2 separate regions of the Mus musculus genome follow, and region 1 is linked to region 2. A link is a loop called in an ENCODE intact Hi-C map of the cell type or tissue named here. Cell type or tissue: left cerebral cortex. All regions are shown on one strand. Each heading gives the region's core, and the rest is flanking DNA. Links, peaks and the distances in the headings are about the cores only.

What was found. A loop is a pair of places that touch in the nucleus more often than their neighbours do. Peaks named below come from ENCODE experiments on the same cell type or tissue, not always from the same donor. Only the 100,000 strongest peaks of a DNase experiment are listed, where the experiment ranks them.
Region 1: it touches region 2 in a loop (5-fold over the local background); 2 of 42 quality-filtered maps call a loop at or near these places.

Annotation. Positions count from the first base shown.
Region 1 is chr11:57,314,809-57,323,140 of GRCm38, forward strand. Gria1 (glutamate receptor, ionotropic, AMPA1 (alpha 1)) reads left to right here. Exons shown (of 16, transcript NM_001113325.2): 15 at 2,858-2,992. Among named protein-coding and RNA genes, the nearest start is that of Fam114a2, 200 kb to the right of the region's middle. In left cerebral cortex, for the core only: a CTCF peak has its summit at 1,401; a DNase peak (open chromatin) is centred at 4,765; H3K27ac peaks cover 231 bases.
Region 2 is chr11:57,409,583-57,417,914 of GRCm38, forward strand. No RefSeq gene overlaps it. Among named protein-coding and RNA genes, the nearest start is that of Fam114a2, 100 kb to the right of the region's middle. In left cerebral cortex, for the core only: no CTCF peak of the experiment used is centred there; DNase peaks (open chromatin) are centred at 753, 2,948, 3,397, 3,816 and 1 more place; H3K27ac peaks cover 1,373 bases.

The DNA of each region.
Region 1 (8,332 bases), core at 50-8,049, 95 kb before region 2:
CACACATATAATCCCAGAACTTCCAAAACTGAGGCAGAAAAATCAGAAGGTGGAGACAAGCCTAGGCTACACACTCAGTTCAAAGACAGCTTAGGCTATATCAAATTTGTTTGCCTGTCTCAAGCAAACAAATATAAATGAAGGGTAATCAGGTGTTAACTCACACCTTTAATTCCAGTGCTCAGGAGGCAGAAGCAGGCAGATCTCTATGAGTTTAAAGCTAGCCTGGTCTACACAGCATATTTCATAACAACCAGGACTGTACCGAGAGAAACCCTATCTGGAAAAACCAGATAGATAGATAGATAGATAGATAGATAGATAGATAGATAGATAGATAGATAGATAGATAGATAGATAGATAGATAGATAGACACATAGACACATAGACACATAGACAGATACACACATACATACATACATACATACATACATACATACATACATACATACATACATACATATATAGATAGATAGATACATAGATACATAGATACATAGGACAGATAGACAGACAGATAGATAATCATGGCCTGGGGTTCAATCTCTAATTCCAGTGAAGAAAGAAGAGTAAGGAGGAAAGCTCTCTAATCCAGAAACAACCATATGCCCAGTGACTGGACCCTCTTCTCTCTATAGTTACACAGAACACACTCTTCCCTCACTTCCACACAAAGATCTAACCCTACCTGTCTCACAGATATACCCTAAGTGGTGGCCAGGGAGTCAGATACAGTTACAGTACAAAGTTAATAGTAACAAAAGAGTGCACCCACCATTCCCTTATCCTTGAATACCTCTCCAGCCAAATCAAGCTTGGGGAGACTATGAAGAATAAGCTAGCCTAACTTATGGACAGTGTAAGCTGTACTTAAGCTTTTGAAAGATGAGTGAGCTTGCAAAGTTGGCAACCTCCTGCCTTCTTTCCCAGTTCGCCCTCATTGACTCTCTCTGAGCATCACTCTTATCTAGTCCCTGCTATCTGGTGATGCTCTAAGATGTCTCCCCAACACACCCAACCTCGGCCCTGTTCAGAAAGGAGAGTTTTATAGGAATTTCTCTTAAGTAGTTCTATAAACTACACACCTTCTGGACAACAAGCAGGGATATATGCTGAGCGTTCTGAGAGTCACGCAAGTGGAAATTCGCATGTTCTACCAGTTCCTGAACCACGTGTTGGACCCATTTTTCACAGTTCTCTTCTCAGGCCATTATCCCAAACAGGAAAAAGGTTGTTCCCTTGAATAATCATTTCCACTGCCTAGAGAGCCAGGCTAAGCATTGCCAAAAGTCACCTCTTTGCAAGAATCATCTGTCATAGACTCACAAAAAGCCTCTCCTGGGATTGCTGTAGATAATCCCATGGCTTTGCTGGCTGGGGCTCTCTCCAGGGTAGAGAGGCAAGCCAGCTGCAGTTCCCACGTTCAACCACCAAGGACCCTATACACTGCATCAAGTAGAAAGGGGGCAAAGGTTTGGAGATAAGAAATCCCTTTCCACATGCCCAGATCCTTTTGGGTGGATATCAGAACAGCAACTAGGACCAAGCACTCTATCATTCATTGCTCATCTGGACCCCCACCTGAAAAGCAACACACAGAAGGGTAAAGGTCACGCATCCTACCCCATGCCACCAATCAGCCATCAATGCCAAGTACCAGTGCAAGCTGAGAGATGCCTTTCACTTTGATTTAATGAAACATTCTCACATGAGAAAACGACAGAAAAGAAGGTGTTAGGAGCCGTCATAACAACTGGGGAGGAGCGTTCTTCCGAGACTTAAAAGGCATTCTTCGCCTTTGTCAAGCATTAGGTGGAATGGTGGCCTCACTTCCTCCAACACTACCTTCCACCGTGAACAGCAATTTGGGCTAGTGTTCTCACTACCTGAAATGGGGTTCTCCTTCGTTCCCCTCACTTTTAAAGCTCACAGGATGTGACAGGACTCTGGGACAGTCTCCCACACCAGTTCTATTCACTGGCTTCACAAGAAGGGTTCAACTCCCTCCTGCTGAACAGCAATACTCTTCCCTAGGCTTCTGGGAATTTCAGCACCCTTCTTTGCGGCTCAGCATCCCTGAAACCAGCAGAGTATCTTTTACTACAGGCAACTGAGATTTCTAAATTCAGCCACCCTGGTCTACCTATAGGCAATCTTAGCAAGCACTTCCAATAGAAAAAATAAATAAACGACACCGATTAAGCATAATTATTAGGATTAAATCGAGCCATTACTCTAGCGCAATGCCTTTCTGACACTATAAGCCCCCCTCCCAGGTTTTCCCCTTCAATTGGGACTGAGAGCAGTCATTAAAGGTTCGCATCCCTCTGCCTTTATTATGTGTTTGAGAGCTGTCTTATTAAATTGAAATCAAATGCACATCTAGGGGAAAGTTCACTTTAATACCAACTCCCAGCAAAACACTCAGAGACATGCACAATGATGGAGGCTGACGTGTTGCCAAGCAACAGAGGAGATGAGGCAGACACGGAGCTAAAGGGAAGGGTCTCCTGAAAGAATTAGTTAAGCTCAAGGGTTCAGATCTTACCAGATCTGGCCTGAATTTTTGTGGTATCTCCTGTCCCAGAGAAGACATTAAAGAAGGAAGTGGTGTAATTAAAAGTTCAACACAATCACAGAGGATTTAAATATACACAAACACACATGCATTCCCCTCTCCCCTGGGGAATGTTGCCAACATGCGGCCAATGAATACAAGCAATTTCCATCTATGAACGCTGAGGAGGGTGTGGGGTTGCGTGTATGTGTGTTAATTTGCTGCTGCCTCGATGGCCTCAAGCCTCTTGACTCACTTTCCTCTTTCCCCTCCCCTCCTTTCCCACCTCCTTCTCTTAGGACAAGACCAGTGCTCTGAGCCTGAGCAATGTGGCAGGCGTGTTCTACATCCTGATTGGAGGGCTGGGATTGGCCATGCTGGTTGCCTTAATCGAGTTCTGCTACAAATCCCGTAGCGAGTCGAAGCGGATGAAGGTGGCATCGTCTTCCCGGATCTTTTCCCTACCCTGTTCTCGCTGGCACAGCTGGGTTCCCTAAGAGGTTTTTTTGCTCCAAAGAAGTAGAAAGGGAGCAGTTAGGATCATTCAGGAAGTAGAGAGGCATGAGGAAGAAACTGCAAGGGACATCGGGATCTAAAAGAAAGGGAAGGGATGGCCGTGTCTGGCAAATACTGTGCCCAAAACAGCAAATGAGTCTTTCTGAAGGCAGGTCCGAGAGGTTCAGGGTTCAACCAGCGCAGTGAGAGTCTGATTTTTCTGAAGTTACATTCAATCGAGCAGCTGCCCAGATGAGGGAAGGCATGCCTACCCAGTTCTTGTGCCTATCTTGCTATGCTTGGTGAACTGGGTCCGTGTTTAGCTTCTGTATTATGGAGTGACCCTGGCAGAGAGCATCATTCACAGAGAAAGGTAACCAGATTAAGTTCAATAACCCCAAACCACATTGAACACAGCAGAAGGCAGCAGAAGCAGAGAAGAATTAGAGAGGGTTGAGAAGCTGCCAGGACAAATATGAAAACCTGTTAGGCAAGAGGCAAGCAGACTCATCTTAAGGAGTCCCAAAGAATACAACAGCAGCAATGGCTGGAATCAAAAGAAAGGAGATATGAATACAATGCACAAAACCCACTTTTCTAACAGGAGCACATGGACTATCCCAGTGAATAGGGAGCTCACCATCACTGGTGCTGTGTGAGAAAGGACAAGTGTTCCTTAGCAAAGATGTAGATGAGAGCATCGCAGGGAAGCTGGGCTGTCAGCATCCCAGCCCCTGGATTGCATCATTAGCCCTAGTGAGACTTGTATGGAAGTCAGTCATGTGAAAAGCGGCATAAGGAAGCAGAGAACTTAGGTCCCCTCTGTGACCTTCGTATCTTCAAATCTCAACAGGAAATGGATAAGGGAAAGTGCCCAGGGCTAAGGAAATGGCTCACATGGTAAAGTGCCTGCCACAAAGGCATGAGGACTTAAGTTTAGAGTCTCTGTGCCCACTTAAAAAAGAGGAAGAAAGCGGGGACCCCTGAAGTTCACTAGCCAACCAGCCTACCCACATCTATGAGCTATAGGTTCAGTGAGAGACTCTGTATGAAAAAAAGTAAGGTGAAGAACAGTTGAGGAAGACCCCCAATGTCAACCTCTGACCTAAATGCGCTCACGCACACACACATACATATACCACACACACATACATTCACATACATATACCACACACACACATGCACACATACAAACAATACACATACACACACATAAAGAAAGAAAAGACTGATTCAGATGGTAAAGACTATAGGAACATAGAAAAAGGTGGATTGGAGAGGGCTTATGGGAAACAGCAGAAATTAAGAACGTTATGTGGTCATTATGGGCTTCACACCAGTGAGTGTCTTGGCCTGGGCGCTCTCTTTGGCTTGACTAGATGAGTAAGATTTTGTTCCCTGGGGTTTGCTGTCCTATAATGTGTCCTAAAGGTTCACTTGTCAATATTCAATTTCTTCTGAGCAGGAACATAAGCAATCCTGCATCACTGGCATAGGTTCTGCCCAGCCTCTCCCTCACCTTGGCCTGTGTACATCCTGTGTATACCCTGGGTCAGTCCTGGGGAGGACATCTTTAGTCAGTCCCTTGCTTGGAAACTCAATGTTCAGTTCTGTATGAAATGGGTGAGGGGAGGAAAAAAAGGACTTTGCATCCATCCTAGTATTGAGACTTTCTGTCCTGGCACTCAGCATTCTCACGTCATGGTTCCAGCTGCCTCTCTGCTGGCAATCTGCTTCCCTCCTCCCACCATGTTCCAGCCCCAGTGTGTTCTGTGCAAGCTGATCCCTCACCCCTTCTTCTATCTCATGAGGTCCATTTTAAAAGCCGTTCTTCCACAATACGGTAAGAGGAACAATAAAAGTCTGGAAGTATGGTAAATTTGTCTAGAGGACCTCAGAACATCTTGCTCTCCTCTTGACCAGCTCTCCCACCTTCACATTCTGTTGGGGGGAAAAAAAACAAAAGCAGATCACAGCACAGTCATTGACTTTATACTTAAACCCTCCCTTGAACTTGGTGGGATATGGCCAGCACCCCTAAGCCAGCCCGAAGCAGAGCTTTCTTTGCCAATTCCATCCAGAACATAAATTTACAGATTGTCCTTCCTTACCATCCAAAGAGAGGAAAGGGCTGTTCAATCAGCAAAGTGGGTCCCAGGCCAGAAGCTAAGCTAGCTATGCTCTTTGGAACCCTCTACTCCTTTGCCAAGGACCAGAGACCCAGAGCTGGTGCTGGTCAGCTCTCGAAAGCTCCTCTCATGGCACCCCAGGACAGTATGTCCTGTGGATATCAAGGAGTGAAGAGCCTGGCAAGAGTCCATTCATTCTGTTTCTTAACTCTCTCACCTTAGACAGCTTTAATTACACTCTGGTCCTTTGATTTTTAGTATTTTAAAAATGATGACAGTGGTCGTATATACTTCATAAATTTGTAGTGAGGATATGAAATAATAGATTAAAGGATTGGCAGGAGACCCTCATCCCAGTATGCTCTCAATAAATAATAACAGCAGTGAGTGCTAGCATTCATGAAATTGGCCTTATTAGCAGACAGCTACAGCTTCCTTCAAGCTTCCTTTTATTAATATTTCCTTATTAACATGTGATTTTATTAATCACATTACCAGAATGTTTTGAGTCATGCAGACCACGAGTCCTTAAAGAACAGGCTATGGGTATAGGGCACGTATTTTTCGTCAAGTTAATATAGAATTGTCCACAGAAGAGAAGGTCTACTGGAGCAAGAGAGGAAGCGTGCAGAGAGTGGCATATGGTTAAGCAATGCAAACTGCCCAGTCTGGAGCCCTGTTCCCAAGGTGGTCTTGATCCCATCTATGTTTTCTTATCAACTATGGTGTGGTTTGGTTTCCACCAAGGAGAAAACTACCTGAACATACAACACCACCTCTAGGTTTATAGTGATTTCTACTAAACCAGGTATCTGAACAGAGGCTGGGATTCTCTTTGAACTGAGACAGTGTTGACCGGCCCCATGGAAGGGACATTGCTGTCTTAGATGACAAGGTTTCTTTGAAGAGGCTGTTGCATCATGGTACGATGACTGAGAGACATTCTCACAACTCCCTTTACAGTGTTGTTATTAAAGTTCTCAGAAGACACCAAGGACCCCCAGAAGCACTAACCTAAGACTGTCCAGCACAGTCCCCAGTAATCAGTTCCATCCACCATCATGACTTCTGCACAAAACAACAGCACTCCTAATAGAATTTTCCATCTTTCCACTTCAACGGAGATACTTTCTTTACTCATCTAGCTGGCCCTTCATTTCTGAAGCTCCATCAATTCCTCCCTTATCTAGAAGAGATAAGTGGAATGCACTCCAACCACTCCTCAGGCTTCGTAATGAGCTGCTTGATTCTCCCAAAAGCAATTATCTCTTTTTAGAAGCACAGCCTACGGCTCTACTCAGGGATGCAGACAGAGGTAACATGGGCCTTTGGAAAGACCTTCCATCCTATGTCTTTCCCTGACCACAGTGTTTACCCCTTGTTAAAGTCAGAAACCACTAAACCAGCTCAGGCTTAGCCCCCAAGTCTCAGCCATTCAAAGAGACCTTTCTCTAGTTACCATGTGAGGGGAGAGGAAGAAGAGGAAAACTAAGCACAAAAGGAGGGACAGAGGTGAAGGCAAGGAGAGAGGACAAATGGGGGGGGGAGGAGGCTGAGAACTTTCAAATCAAGGTGTTAGCTCCTCATTTTCATTAGCCAGTTAATATATTCTTGAGGATCTGCAGGCTAATAAGAAGTGAGGCTAGAAGAAGTAAAGGAGCTTGATCCCACAGGCCTCATAAGCCAGGAGCTAGAAGGACTGGGATTAGACAGTAAACAAAGTCTCCACAAAGCCCAGGCTCTTAGTGTTAGCAAAAATGCTTCTAAACTGCCCGATTTCTCTTTTTTCAGTGATTGATAATTTTTCTTTTGAGCACTTGCTTTAAGTCCCTCAAGTGCCAGTCATTGTGCTGGTCACAAAGATAAACAAAATGCATCTCCACACTCAGTCTGTGTCATTGAGGCAAGCACAGAATCTCAACTGAGTCTCCTTGAGACTCTTCACCCTTTGATGTGTTGGGAACAGAACATACGTGTCACTGGGGAAGCAGGACAATGCTCAGCAGAGGAGATGCAACTAGGAACAACCCAGACACAGTGGTATTTAGCTAGGTTGAAGCAAGGAACGAACTAGCCAAAACCAGAGAGTTGCCAGCAAAGGATGCCCAGAGTCAGAGACTCAAACACTAGAACTCTTGCCTAGAAGTGTCCAGAAATCAGTAAGGCTTGGACATAGAAATACTGGATGGGCAGTATAGGAGCTGAGGACTCAAACAAAGACTTCAGGTAGCCCACAGCATCGTAATATAACTTAAGCTGTCATGAAGCAAAACATCACCTAGGGCACATTTTTAATTGAGTAGAGCTCTAGAACATCTGCACTTCACCTCTTCCAGGGAAAACAGAATAGCATCTTTGTCCTTGTTGATATTAACTAAAATAGAGATCTTGATTGTTTTTGACCTTGCTCCCAGGGGAAATTAATCCCCAGCCCCCCCTCAACTCCCCGGAGAGCAGCTGACCTTTCAAACTTGTATGTGAAAAAGCCAACACATGGTATGCTGAAGCCACATCAGATTCGAGTCTGTACACTTGCCTAGACTTAATGAGCAGCAAATGGCTTAACACTGAGGAAGCATCCTCTATGGTTGGTGCACAGCCACTTCTTTGCACACACAATGAATGGGGTCATTAGTGAAACCTGAGCTTTCATTAGGATATTCTCTGACATCCAGAAGCTGGGCAGAGCTCTCCTAGCAAACCAAATGACCGGGAAACAGAACATGGTCACCATTGCAGAACTGGGTATCAGAAGAATACACTAGGGGACTTTGCAACTAGACCTCTCACTCATTCTTCTTCCCCCGATCCTGTTTCAGAAAATCTCTAAGGACGTGTTTAAAAACGACTGCTATAGTTGGGAGGGAACAACAGAGAGCCGCCTCTTAAAGGCAAGGGCAGGCATTATATTAGTGGTTTTCAGTTAGCTTTAGGAGGGTACAAGAACAATATTTAATAGGTCATCTACTCTGTCACTGCCTCAGATAACTGTTGTCTTAAACAAGTCAATCATGTGTACATGTCAGGCTCTGTTTAAAATGATCGAGGACAGTAGATAAGCTCAACTTTGATTCCAGTTTAGAATCACCCCAGAAGCTTTGAAAGTTAGATTCCCAGTCTATTCACTCAGTATTAGTTTAGTAGAACTCA
Region 2 (8,332 bases), core at 286-8,285:
GCTGGGAAGGCCTCTATCATGACCCCACAGAATCAGAGACAGAAAAGTAGTTCTATGCTCAGCTTAATTCTCTAGGGTAGTGGAGACAGGGGACCATCTGCTGCTAAGAAGAAATGCTGAAGGTGAGCAGGCCTGATAGCAGAGGGTTGCCACCACACATATCTTCTCAGATGGCCCTCTCAATATCTCTGCAAGATGAACAAGATCATCAGCCCCATTGTATGGATTAGAAAACCGAGGCCTAGGGGACAATGGTAACTAGAATTGAGAAACTGCCTAGATGAAGTGAATACTCATGAATATGAGAGCATACATAAATGGGGGCAAGGATAACAGCATGCCTGCCATAGCAGCAGAAATGTGGGGTGACACTGAAGGGCATGGCTCTCAGTCTTGGACTTAGAAGCTTCTTATGGCAGAGGGCACAGGCTAACACACAGGCTCCCAGCTGCTTAGGGCTGAGAGTGAGGGAATGTGTGTGCTGAGCCAGGGGCAGGACATCTTCATCTCCAGAGGCTCAGGGAACATGCCAGAAGAGGAATGAGAAAGACTGTAAGAAGCAGAGACAGGAGGAATGCCGGGAGGTGCTGTCTTCTGTACAGGACACACTGCTGCACAGGAACCCACAGCAGCTGTGACAATCTATACAAGACCCACGTAAGATCCTGCCAGTGGAAAATTCTTTCTAACATGGGTGGGAAATGGGTTGCTAAGGCCCACTGAGGCACTGCTGGCAGTTGTGAGTTCTGGAGGAGGGAGAGTCTCTTCTCTTAAAGGGGGGGTGTCTCAGTCAGGGTTTCTATTCCTGGACAAAACATCATGACCAAGAAGCAAGTTGGGGAGGAAAGGATTTATTCAGCTTACATTTCCACATTGCTGTTCATCACTGAAAGAAGTCAGGACTGCAACTCAAGCAGGTCAGGGAGCAGAAGATGATGCAGAGGCCATGGAAGAATGTTCTTCACTGGCTTGCTCTGTCTGCTCTCTTATAGAACCCAAGACTACCAGCCCAGAGATGGTCCCACCCATAAGGGGCCTTTCCCCCTTGCTCACTAATTGAGAAAATGCCCCACAGCTGGATCTCATGGAGGCATTTCCTCAACTCAAGCTCCTTTCTATGTGATAACTCCAGCCTGTGTCAAGTTGACACAAAACTAGCCAGTACAGGGGGGCCACTAGTGGACTATCCATAGATAACCTTATACCCATGTGCATATGAGGAGCACCAACTAGACACAGAAATGAAGGACATGAAGTTGGAAGGGGAGAACATTAAGGAGGACTGAGGGTGTATCCATATGATCAAGATACATTGAATCATGTATAAAAGTTTCAAATGATAAATATCTTTAAATATGTATTTATTTTATTTATTAAATATTAATTTACTATTATATTAATATTATATTACTTTATATAACTATAATATAATATATTTATGTAATTACATTATATATAATTAAATTATAATATATGATAATTACAGCATATTGTACTATAATATTAACAAGTTAATATTATAGTTAATAAAATATTTATTTATTAAATATTAAATAAATAACTAATTTAAATAAAATATCTTTAATAAGATTGTGTTTGTCCCTAGAAAGAGCTGTTGTTGAAACTATACTCACTCCTGTCTCAGCCTAGAAAATACACAAGATGTCGGTACACTGTTGCCCTGAAAATGTCATTAGCCAACGGTTTACTGTGGTCTGGGGACTTGTCCACAGACTTTATAGAAATGGAAATCATAACATTTAATCCTTGCAGCCACCCTACACGGCAGAAGCTGCCACTTCCCAGCTGATCAGCCCGTGCCCAGAGAGTTAAGATGGTGCAGAAGCTCACACAGCTAACAAGTCTGGGTCTGCTTGTCACAGCGAACTCCCTTACTCTGCAACACGCCAACTCCAGAGACCCAGTGGGAAGGGGTGAGCATCCACTGGGTCAAACCCTAGTGTCTTATCCTTATTTGTGCTGCCATGATAAATACCCTAACAGAAAAGCAACTAAAGGGTCAAACAAAGCATTTGGGGGGAGGGGTTTACTTTAGCTCACAAAGTAGGTTACAGCCCATAGCTATGGGAAAGTCATGGTGACAGGAGCTCAAGACAGCTCATCATAGTACATCCACCGTCAAGACCAGAGAGAGATGGATACATGCGTGCTTACTTACTTGCTTGTGCTCACCTTAACTTCTCTGCTCTTAGTTCAGGAGCCCCTGACTTGGGAATGGTGCTGCCCATAATGGGCAAATGTTATGGTAGCCGGCAGTCAGTGTTAGGAGGAAAAGGCAAGCAGGGAAGGGCAACAGTGCATTAGAGGATGGCCAGCAAAGAGCTTGCTGAGAAGGTGACAGTGAGTGATATCCCAAAGTGGATGCTGATGCAAGGCGAAAAGATGCCTAGGAAATTAGCCTAGGGTAAGTACTTCTGCATATGCCCTATGTTGGGAACAATTCTGAGTGGGGCACACATGGGATGGAGAAGATGGGAGATTGGATCAGAGGGCCACAGAGGTAACAGGAGCCCTGTCAGCCATTGTCAGTAACTATGGGATTCAAGTATTGAGAGTTTAGCAGAGTCACAACACCTGATATAGTTGAGTTCCAAGACATTTCTGTCTGCACTTTAGACAAGAGACTCACGGGCAGGTATGCAGACGAGACCGGCTGGGTGGTGAGATCCTGTTCTGTCCCAAGGCTCTTCAATTCACTCCTTCATGAGTTTTCAATTAATCTCAATTTCGATCTCGAAACTGAGATGTCCCTGTGGTTTCATGCTTCTTGCATAAGCTTGAGGGCCTGTGTTTGGATCCCCAGAACCCAAATTAAAAGAAAGGTGTATGTCACACTCTTACAACCCCTGAACGTGGAGGGGGAAGGGGGTGCAGACAGATTTCCCAGATCTCACCTGGCCAGTGAGCTCCAGGCTCAGTGACACAAGGTGACTGAGAAAGACATCCTGACATTGGCCTCTGGTCTCCACACTCACCTACATGGATGAATACACATACATACATACATACATACATACATACATACATACATACATACATACACGGGCACACACATACACACACATACACATACACACACACACACACACACACACACACACACACACACACACACACACACACACACACACACAAATCTCAGGCTATGGCCTATTGCAGGGGCTTGCAGTGTGATTTGCTCCAAGTCCCCCAGCGAGTCAGGTACTAAATTTCATCTTGAGTCTAGTGTGCTTTCATTCCACACCCAGCATTAGAATAAATCCATTCTGGCCTCCACTTCTGCCCAGTTGCCTTCCTCTGCAGGCTCAGATGACAGCCCCTGGGCCACCGCAGTGGCAGGCCTGGGTATAAATACCCTTGTATGTCAGTTCCCAGCAGACAGATGGCACATCCCACACACCATGGGGAAGAGCATCAGAAAGAAAAAACCCTGGAGCTTAGTCCTCGCAGGACTCCATGCCTCTGGAACAGCTTGCATCATGGGAAGAGAGGGCAGGGGGTCTCGGAACAGAACTGGTTATTTATCCAGCTCTTCTTGATGCCCAGCACAATATTAGATGCCATTTGGGAAAGGAGAGAAATAACAGTTTCTGTTGTCAAGGAGATTACAATCCAATGGGGGGAAACACACCTGTAGGTGGAAAAGACAATAACGAGCAATCAGGAGATGAAGTGGTCCCACGCAGGCAATGTCAGGGGTTCAGGGCTCAGGGAACTCAGAGAGAGATGAGGAGATTAAAGATGTTTTCAAGGAGGGGAGGAAGAAGCTCAAGAAAGAAACCTGAATGCTTTCTAAGAGCAGCCTTCAAACGCCCCCATTGTCTATGCATTTATGCATGTGATGGTTTGAATGAGAAGTGCCCTCTATAGGCTCATGTGTTTGAACACTTGGTCCCCAGCTGGTAGCACTGTTTGGGGAGGTTATGGAACCTTAAGGAGGCAGAACCTCGCCGGAGGAAGTGTATCACTGGGGGTGGGCTTTAAGGACTTATAGCTTGGACCCACTTCCTGTTCCTCCTTCTCTGCTTCCTATGTATGGATGAAAATATGATCAGCCACCTTCCTGTTTCTGTAACTATACTATGCCTTCCCTACCATGCTGGACTCTAAACATGAGCCAAAATAATTTTTTTTTCTCCACAGGTTGCTTTGGCCATGGTATTTTATCACAGCAACAGTAGCTGTCTCAGCAAATCCAGCACTGCCAGTAGCCTGTGGCATGCCACAGCCTTACCGCATCTGTTACTTTCCCATGATTGTCTGTCTCTTTCTCCCAATATTTCCTACCAAAGGGGTATTTTTTGTCCTTAGAACAGGTATCTGGAAACACGAAAATCCTGAGCCAGAGTGACCAGAGGGACAGGAGACAGCAAGAATGAGCTACTCAGGAAGTTGGGGAAGGTGCTAGAGAAAAGGGGTAGCCAGGGCTGACTCTTGAAAGGAATTGGGAAATCAGAGGCGGTTGTGCTAGCTGAACTGAGAAGGCCAGAGACAACTTGAAAGATAGGAAAGGTGGGCTCAGCTCCTGGGGGCACGGAGGTTCAGGCCCCTGGGCCAAGGAGCTTGAACTTGATATGACAACCAACTCAGTGTCCATACACAAAGTCCAGGCAAGAACAAGAAAGACTCAAGTCTATAATGGTCTTTTGTTATTTTTGTTACTATAACAAGATACTTGAGGCAAGGTTGTTTGTTTTAGAGAGATTTTTTTTCCCTCACCACTCTGTAATAACAAGGACACAGTTGAAAAGCCTGAGGCAGGAGCCTAACTCCCATCTGGTTTTCTGAACACAAAAGAACAGCTCTTAGCCTGAAAGGAATAAGAGATAATTTGTTCTTGAACCAAATAGGAGTGACCACACTCAGGGAACACAGACCCGAGTTTGCCCCAAATGCTACATTCTAACATAGTAACTGTTTGATGAAGTTCTTATAGAACAGAACAAAGAAAGTCATGAAAAGTCATAAATCAAAACACTTTTCAAATGCTTTGGAGGGATCATCTGGTGGACGGGCTACAGCAAAGCAGGAAAGCGATAGCGGATGCTATTAGATAGCCTTTTGGTTGGTGTTACCTAGTGGCCGCAAAGATGTTCGCTCACCTGCAAAGGTGAGCAAAAAGTGGCTCTTGGTTAGAGATGTGGCTAGATAATTAGGCCGTGGACTTGCAACATTCCAATCTTTACACATCACTGAAGTTCTCCTCAGTTAATCATCATGCCGGATCTCCATCGGTACAGCCACCCACATACAACCAGTCCAGAGCCCAGCCTGCATCTCCATCCCCCACCGCACTGGCAGCCTTTCTGTTTCCCTGGACCGGATTATTCTAAGCAGCCTCTGAGGCCCCACAGGACTGAACCTAGCGTTATCTCCTGCACACAGTGGCTGCCTTGTTAAAAGGCAATCAGTAGAGCTGACATTAATAAATGTTAACACCCTCAATGTGGAGTCAGGCAATTAAAATCCCTCCTCAGGACCTCTGAGACCAGCCTGTGGAAAACCCACCCACTGCCTTAATAAGCTCGGGTCATCACAGAACAAATAGAAAACAGGGAGAGAGGACAAACATTAAAACTACTGACCAGGACTGTGACAACCTCCAAGATCTGTCCCACACTGCCATCCCCCTTCTGAAGATACCACCAAAACAAGAAGCAAGGTCCTCAGGCAAGACTGCCGGGCCTGAGAAGTCCTCTGGACTTGCGGTGTTCAGTGCAGGGTCAGGGACATTCTCAGGGGCAGCTTGCTGCAGGCTCCAACTCCTCTGCTCCTGGATTTAGAGCATGGGCGATCGGCAAGTACAAAGGAGCTGCTTTTATGCTGGTGCAGAAGCCTCTGGAAGCTCAGCACGCTGTCTCAGTTATACCTTCCCTTCCTTATTCTTCTGTATATTTACTGAGTGTGTGTGTGTGTGTGTGTGTGTGTGTGTGTGTGTGTGTGTGTGTGTGTGTGTGTCAGCACAAGCCACGGTACATGGGTAGAAGGCAGAAGGCACTTTCCAGAGGCTGTTCTCCCCTTGTACCTGCCACTGGGCTTTAGGCTCTGAACTTGGGCTGTCAGGCTTAGCGACAAATAACTAAACCACTGAGCTATCCCGACGACCTCTTTTCTCTCTTTCCTTTTTCCTTTCTTTTTTTTTCCTTTCTTTGCAAAATACTAGGTAGCTCAGAGTGGCTACAACGTAGCTATCCTCCTGCCTTAGTTTTCATCTTCCTGAAGTCTAGATTAGAGGCAGAACCTTTGACTATCACCTGTTCTAATCCTTCCACAGAGACTTAAGGAAGGGCACTAGGTCCACCCAGGGTCTCTCTGTGAGCTAAGTGATGGAGGACTGATTTGCTGAAGAGTTAGTGAGTGTGTGAGCCCACCACGGAGCCCTCCTGTGTCTGGTAAGGCCAGCCGTTGGGGGCCCTGGCATTCAGACGGCCTTCCTTGGCACTTTCTCACCACAGATGTGCACATAAATAGATAAATGCATGTAAAAGACTTGAATCTTTCTGGCCGTGACGTAAAATGGGGTCCAGCCTCCAGCGCCACCTCGGAAGAGCTGTGGTGTCTTCAAATTGCAAGGAGGCTTGGCTCACGAATGTGTTCACCTTATAGGCCACGGGCAGTCACGGGCTTGATGCAGCGGTGCTGGGAGAGCCACTGATGCCTTACACAGAGAGAGTCCTGTAACTACCTGATGTGAGGGCCTGTGTGACACAATCACAAAAGCCAAGAGGACGGCCTTGTCACCTTCCCCATATGCTCTATGGAAAACTAAAGGTCATTTCTCCACAGAATAGCTCGGCTGGAAGCATCAGGTTCACTAGGGAAGCCTGTTAATGAGGAAGACCCTCACCTTCCTCTCCCACCTTCTGAAGCAGGGGAATCAGGAGACAGATCCGCATCTGCATTCCCAGCCGATTGTAAGTGACTTTGATGTGTAATTAATAAGGATACCAAGGAAAACTAGACAACCCTCTGATTTGAAAAAACGACAGTTGAAGAAAGGAAAGGACTCAATTTTAAATTGCACAAGAAGAATTACCTGACATGTTAGTTCCTATTGCTGTGTAACAAATTGCCACCAGCTAGTGAGCTGGCTCACAATGACACAGACATTAATTCTGACCTAATTCTGGGGGGCAGAAGTCTGGGTGCATATGGGCTCTCTCTGACCAGCGTCTCATGGGTAGAAACGCAAGCTCAAGTGCCCTACAGAATCTCATTCCGTCCATGGGTAGAAGGAAGTTCTTCTTTTTCTTCTAGTTTTCTTATTACAAATTGTGACAGAATACCAGACCGAAGCAAGTTTAAAAAGGAAAGGTTTACTGGGGCTTCCAGGTATGAGGTAATGGCTCTCATGATGGGGCAGGAACACACAGCAGCAAGAGAATTAGCAATGGTTACATTGTGTCCACAGTTACAAGCTTCTCCTCCTCTTTTCTTTCAGTCCAGTACTCTGTGGGATGCTGCCATCCACGGGTAACATGGCTCTTCCTACTCAGGTAAACCATTCTGGAAACACCCTTCTCTCAGGTGGTTCTAAATCCAGCCAAGTTTACAACAGGATCAAACATCAAAGGGACAGATAACATCACGGCCACTTTGAAAAACATCCACGTGAAAAATGGCTGTTACAGAAGCTTTCTGAAATCCATACATACACACACACACACACACACACACACACACACACACACACACACACACATACACATATACATATATGAAAACACTTCAAATGAAGCTATTCTATGTCCAAGGGACATACTCCAACTGGACACCAAATACCAGCAGATTAAAAAACTCCAGTTCCAGGAAGGGGAACCTCTTTTTGAGTTATTGGCTGGTGAGTCCCACAAACCCTATGGACATTATAAGTTACCCTTCATAACTTGACAGAAAGATTCTATTGTTAAAGACACCACATTACTTGGCTCACAAAATATGCAGAAACCCAAGTGGGTACTGACCAGGAGGCTTAATAGCTACTGGCTAGCTTTCAGAGAACTAGGAAGTGCTATGCATGCAACCAGAGGAGAAAAGCAATCTTCAATCTCAACTATCTAGGAACCCTACAAGCTACAATATTGACTGACCAGACAAGATCTGCCCACTGGTATAACAGTGGCAAGACTATTATGGGACTAACCAACTACTTTCTAACTGGATTTAAGGCCAGCTCCATGAGAAGGAATCCATACCTGACACTGTTAAAGGGGCTAAATAGGTCATAGGCCCTAGGGCTGAACCTACTACTGGTCGTCTACTAAATAGACAGCATTAAAACAATCCCTAATGGTTTATTGCTACACCCATA